Regions from separate parts of the Homo sapiens genome. Here region 2 is linked to region 1. A link is a contact called in ENCODE Hi-C or POLR2A ChIA-PET data. All regions are on one chromosome and are shown on one strand. The core of a region is the stretch at or near the end of the contact, and the rest is flanking DNA. Distances in the headings are between cores, read along the strand shown. Region 1 overlaps LOC101929710 (a long non-coding RNA gene). Region 2 overlaps LOC101929710 (a long non-coding RNA gene).

What was found. A loop is a pair of places that touch in the nucleus more often than their neighbours do. ChIA-PET counts read pairs that join two places held with the same protein, here RNA polymerase II (POLR2A). Pooled maps may share reads with other maps.
Region 2: a map of naive thymus-derived CD4-positive, alpha-beta T cell shows a loop between it and region 1 (11-fold over the local background). The contact joins two enhancer-like sites. A Hi-C loop is called at or near these places in 3 of 168 maps with a recorded cell type or tissue (CD4-positive, alpha-beta memory T cell and naive thymus-derived CD4-positive, alpha-beta T cell) and 8 of 50 pooled maps. POLR2A ChIA-PET finds 5 or more read pairs at or near these places in 2 of 52 experiments (MCF 10A and activated naive CD4-positive, alpha-beta T cell).

The regions. Positions count from the first base shown.
Region 1 is chr5:96,343,284-96,346,178 of GRCh38, reverse strand. All of the region lies in intron 3 of LOC101929710 (a long non-coding RNA gene), which reads right to left. It overlaps LOC107986365 (a long non-coding RNA gene), which reads right to left. Exons shown (of 2, transcript XR_001742457.1): 2 at 1,830-2,664. It also overlaps a transcript of CAST not described here. Among named protein-coding and RNA genes, the nearest start is that of PCSK1, 89 kb to the left of the region's middle. Within about 2 kb of position 1,403, at least 2 of the 41 ENCODE cell types and tissues checked have a DNase peak (open chromatin) inside an H3K27ac peak, as active enhancers do.
Region 2 is chr5:96,536,157-96,539,487 of GRCh38, reverse strand. All of the region lies in intron 4 of LOC101929710 (a long non-coding RNA gene), which reads right to left. It also overlaps a transcript of CAST not described here. Among named protein-coding and RNA genes, the nearest start is that of PCSK1, 100 kb to the right of the region's middle. Within about 2 kb of position 1,892, at least 5 of the 41 ENCODE cell types and tissues checked have a DNase peak (open chromatin) inside an H3K27ac peak, as active enhancers do.

The DNA of each region.
Region 1 (2,895 bases), core at 154-2,653:
CATAGCCAATCAACCATCATGTTTTAGCAATTTTATTCTTCTAAATGTCACTCATATTTTGCAATCGGAGGATGTTAGCCTACTGGCACCACCCAAATGCAAACTCCATCATTTCTCAATTGGATCATTGTGACAGCCTTTATGGTGGCAACCTCTAAAATGGTCCCCAGTGATCCCTGCCTTCTGATGTTCACACTGTTGTGTAATCCTCCCTACTTTTGCTTCCAATAAATAGAATACAGTAAACATGATGGGATGTCACTTTTACATGGGTTACAAAAACACCCTGACTTTCATCTTTCTCTCAGTCTCTCACTTTCTCACCTGTGTGGAAACAAGCTGTGTCATCTGGGTCACTCTGCCCTATGGAGATATGACAAGGAACTGAGGGAAGCCTCCAGCAACAGCCAGCAGGGAACTGAAGTCCCTAGTCCAACAGTCCCTGAGGAACTGAATCCCACCCATAGCCACATGAGCAAATGTGGATTCTCCCTCAGTTAAGCCTTCAGATGGGAGAGCAGCTCTGGCTGACATCTCAATTACAGCTTCATGAGACCCTGAGCCAGTGATACCCAGCTAAGGAACTGTACACCCAAAAAAGTGAATTTTACTGTAATAATTTTTAATTATGGGAATAATATAGTGTTTCTTAAGAGATACTGTAGCATGCATTTGCACTGAGTTAGACGTAGAAAGTGAAAGGACAGATCAAAGACAGAGCAATTATAATGGAGCCCAATGCTAAGTCGAAAGCTCAGAATAAGCTCAGAATCAAGATACAATCTCTCCAACCACAAATCTCCTGTTTCTGGTAGATTTGTATCAGTAAAATAGTGTATCATCCAACACATGTATTAAGCAAGCATAGATTAGGGACTCTTCAAAAAAGAGTAGGTTAGGTTAAGACTCTTCAAAAAAGAGTAGATTAGGTTAAGAAGCTCTTTTGGGAAGAGAAAAATTAGCGTATATCTGGAGGTCACTGAAGTTTGCTGAAACCATTGGGGCCAGTGAGACTGGTAAGACTCCTTGTTAGATATCATCTCCCATGACAATAACAGACTGATTAAATATAAAAGGGAGATCTCAAAATTCTAAACTGGAAAAGAAAGCGATGTGCAAAATACAAATTGAATTTCATTTCCATATCTACCCTCATACACATAAGCACATCAAGCCAGAGTAGAGCAGCAGAAGGGAACAAGGCAAGACTTCGACCAAATCATCTGTGTTCAAATGCTGACCCCTTGTGTCTACAAGTCATTATATCACGGTATTCTGTACTTAACCATGTGGTTTTTCAGCTCTATTTGTGTAAGCAATAATGAAAGAACCAATGCAAACAAATTTGAAATATAATTCAGCCTGGGGAATTGTACTTGGCACAGAAAATGTGTTGGCTCTGCTTCCATTCACCTCTGCCTACCTGCCATCCACCTGGTAGGTATTAGTCACTTGTTCCATTTCTCCCAAGAAGAAATACAATCATCAGATGCAAATTAAGCCAGCATATCCCCCACAAACTTAAGCAAAAATAAATGAAGACTAAAGGAAAAGTAGAGTATGTTTAATTTCTCACTAGGTCAAGGTCTGATTGTGAGAATAGTCTGATTGTGAGAATATTTACTCAGCCTGCTACCTGATTCGCATTCCTTTGAATCTGAATTCTTTTCATGGCACATGAGCCACTGCTTGCTTTCATGGTTAAGTTAATGTGTGAATTTGCTTCTCACACAATTTGATTGATGTCTTGCTTGGTCTTGGAGAGGTAATGAGATTACCACTTAAAAAATATAACCATTAGTACATGAGAAAAAAAACCATATTTGGAGAAATTGTCAAATGTTGCATTTACTCATCCATTCATTCCACACATTTGAATATATCCATGGCTATAAGAGAATAATCCTTGATTCCTTCCTCATCCCAATGCCCACTTCCCTCCTATACATACAGACTCATCACTAGAAACTATGTCACTCTTCACTATTGCTTTAGGGCTTGCGGTACTAGCCTTTGATATTGTCCCTTGGCCAGTCTTCCTACACACCCAAAATGTAGATTTGACATAAAGCTGCCAGCCTGACAAAGGCAGGACTATTAGTTCTATCAAGGTCACAAGGGTAAGTGTAAAATTACATTCAAGTAGGGGTTACGATCCAATTCCTTCAGTCATTAATTCATTCAACAATTATGTATTAAACATTGGTTTATCTAGACCCTACGATGAATAAACAAAGATGCTTGCCTTCAAGGAGCTCATCTTCCAGCTGAAGGAGACTGATGGTAAATTTAGAGTTAATTAGTGAATCATATAGTGCAGTAGAGCAGGATAAAGTAGATCAGCAGGAAGAGGTATACAATTTTAAATACAGTGTTTGATCAAATTGAAGACATCAACATTTGTAAATCACACCATTATTTTCTGGACCAGTAAGAAAAATAATGCCAATTAAATTGTGCTGCAATGCCTAAAATGGTAGTTCTGTGGCTTTGAAATGCATTTCATAAATCAGCAGGGATCTGGCAATTTCTTCTGCTTTCAGTTGCAATGCTTAGGAAGTTAAAGGCAATCCTTTGTGTGTTTCTCAGTAGCAAAATGAAACTCAGCTTCTTCTCCTTACAGGTAGCCTCCTTAGGCAAGCCCTGTAAAGCACATAGCTGTTGCTTTCAAAGGCAATGTAGAAATGAAAAAAGAAAAGCATGTTAATATTAACATCATTATTTTCAAACTAAACTCCTCTCAACCCCCTAAAAAGGTAGCAAGCACCTTAATTTCAGAAAATAGAACAGAACTTTAAACTGAAAACATTTAACATCATTTTATTAAAAAATCAATAAGTTGTCCTACTTTCTCATTTTCCTATCTTTGGTTAAAGAATTTATTTTGGCTAGGTG
Region 2 (3,331 bases), core at 643-3,142, 190 kb before region 1:
TGATGACATAGAAACATGAGTTGAAAGGAAGTTTGAATGGCTATATTAATATCAAAGTAAATTTCACAAAAAACAAAATTATTTAGAATAAAAACTGTCACTTCACAAAATAATAAAATGTCAATTAACTAAGAAGACATGCAATTCTAAATATTTATGCACTTAATAACAGAATAAAAGCTGCCACTTCAAACAATTGGCATGATATAAAGTTTGCATTACCCATTAGAATAGGCTCTAAGTGTGTTGTTTCAAGACTTTGACTCTTAAGTTTTTCGGTTTTTCTCAACAACTCACTATATCCCTGAACTTTGAACACTATGAGTCAGTTCTGCTGAATCTTAAAAAATGGTGATATTTTGACATTTGCTGTGATTGTCTTCATACATACTTTTATGAGAAAATACAAATAAGAGAGAATAGTCTGGATTTGTTTTAACTGCAAATGTTAGTCATTGATTTAGCAAGATCTTTATAATGAAAGTTCTGTGGTCTATTTCCTATACAATTCAGAGTGATATGCTGCTACCATATTGACCAAATATGAAGTGCTTCCTCTTTGGGTGACCTGATAGCAGCAGAATACCTCTCTGAGTCATTTGATATTGATTTTTGATCTTCACTTCCTGAGATTTTTTTTAAACCCCAAACTGCAAATTAGAGTAACTTGATATTTCTATGTCTTATGATGTGATACAGAGACAGTATCCCAAAGCTCATTTCATTTCTGAGGGAGCGGTGTGTGTGTGGGGGGGTCTTATGTATGAGTGAAGAGACAGTGTTTCAATGTTACATTTTCTGTTTTTTTTTTAATTTAAAAAAACAGATGTTGCAAAACAAGATTGAGGTTAGTCCAGGACCATTTTTAACTACTTGAACATCTCCAAATCTGCACATTAATTCTGACTATATTATCAATTCAGAAATTCAAGAGATGTTCCAAAGTTTAATAACATCTTCAAATGCTTTTAGGTAATTGGTCATTTACTTTGCTAGCCTAGTGTTTGTTGTTTTTAATCTGCATGCTTTTCAGTGATGTCCAAAGCAAGTTGATTTCCAAAAGGCTTTCCAAACCTTATCTTTTCTAACAGATAAATATGAGAAAAGCAAAATTCTTTTACTTTCAGATAGGTATGATATAAGGATCATATCCACATATTGCTACGTAGTTTCATACCTCTATCAATTACTATTCACTCACCTCCTTTCCTAGATGCTTCAAATTAACTGGTAATTGTATCCCTTTAAAGAGCCCATCCCTAGAACTTGACACTGCTCTTGATAACCTATGTGGAGGTTTGAAAGGAAGCTACTCGCGGGAAGGCTTGAAGGACACCAGGTGACCTGGTTTGTCTAACAAACAGTTTTTCTTTTGCTGGCTGTTTAACCAGTCTTTGCCTTGTGTGTAGATTGCATGCTCTGACTGGGGTTTTCAGAGGGGTGGGAGAGAAAACAGATAGAGCCTGCCTACTAGAGAGGTGGAGAAGAATGAGGCCAAGTGAAAGAGAGGGCTGAAAGCATGAAAGCTACTGCAGGGAGATATTTTAGGGGAGGAGTTGACAGGATCAATATGGATATAAAGGATGCTTTTGCTACATGATATACAATATAATTTTGCTCCCCCCCTCAAAAACATTAGCAAATATAAAAATTAGGTATCTACAGTTTTGATGGGGAAAATGTGCTGAGACTGGTCTTGGGAAAAAAGAACCATGGCCCAAGTGACCGAGTGACAATCAGATTACTCCTGGAAGCAGCACTTCTAAAACAAAGGAAGAGAAAGTTATCCACCCTTTGTTTTTCTGCCGCTTCAAAGATGGCAGAGTCTATAGTGACATGGAGAACAGTGAAATGAGATGAGGTTAACCTCTTTGGAGAGGAAATGATGAGTCAGTTGCCATGGGAGTTGAAAAGATAAGTTTTTTTTTTCTCTTCCTGTGTTGCTCACAGAAGTATAGTAACTGAAGTGTTTTAATAAAAAGTTCTCATCTCAAGGCCATCAATGGCTCATCATACACGTATGTGACTCCAGCAATACAAATTAGATGGTTTTTCAAATCATAGCACAACTGAAGGGGAACAGAGAGTACTTGGAAAGCTTAAATGGGGGCAGGAGGGGTAGTCTATTGCTTCAACTTTAGTAAAATGTGTTCAGACATTTTAATAAAATCTGCTGAAAACAGGCAGACTGGTTTTATATCTTTTGGTAAAGAATCCAGTTCAAATAGAGTTGTGAGTAAGAGTAGCTTTTGGGCGAAGTGAAGGATGGTAACTGAGTTGGGTGAAGAGGATATGGGACAGAGCTCAGCAAGGGTGGGCTTCAGTCTGGCATGAAGCCAACAAGGCAGCAGGCAGTCAGGGAAGTTCAAATATTCCAGCCACTGTATTGAAAGCTTCTTTTCTTTAGAAGCAGCCTCCATATTTTAGTCGTATTTGTATTTCTCCAAGACCATACATAATTAAGTGCTTAATTTGAGCACTGGGTAGATTCAAATTATAAGAGAATTAGAGTTCTGGGTGCTCATAGGAGAAGATAGCTTGGCTTAATAACTTTTATCAGTGGAAATGAGATCAGAAGTTCCCATGCCTGCCCCATATCTGATTTAAATCACACGTTATATTCTTACTTGCTTCCTTCTTTCTATAAAAAAAATTTATACTGTTACAAATATCCCTCCATCAAAATGTCAGACCATTACCTACTCAATTATTTGGGAGGGGAGCATTTCTCATGGTATTATCCCAAATTATGATTAGAATTTCCAAGCTGTCATAATGCACAGATTTAATAGGACAGCTCAAAAAAGATTTACTTGAGAAATGTGATGAATATAGAGAAAGAAAAATGTATCATCACTCTGGAAATCCATGGATTTTCTTCAACTGCCATACCTGTACCTTACTCTTTTCCACTTCTATAATTACCTCTCCTTCCTTACTTCTATGCGCCTATTAATCCTCTACAGACCAACTTGCATCACCATCACTCCAGTAAAATTTTCTTGTCAAAGACATCATTGATCTCCATGTCGCAAATACACCAGGCATGTCTACAACTTCATCTATTCAACATCTCACTGCCTTTGGATACTGTTGTTCCACTGTCCTCCTCCTTTTATTTTCTTTTGGAGACGGAGTTTTGCTCTTGTCGCCCAGGCTGGAGTACAGTGGCACGATCTCGGCTCACCGTAACCTCCACCTCTCAGGTTCAAGTGATTCTCCTGCTTCAGCCTCCCTAGTAACTGGGATTACAGGCGTCTCTCACCACGCCTGGCTAATTTTTTGTATTTTTAGCAGAGATGGGATTTCATCATGTTGGGCAGGCTAGTCT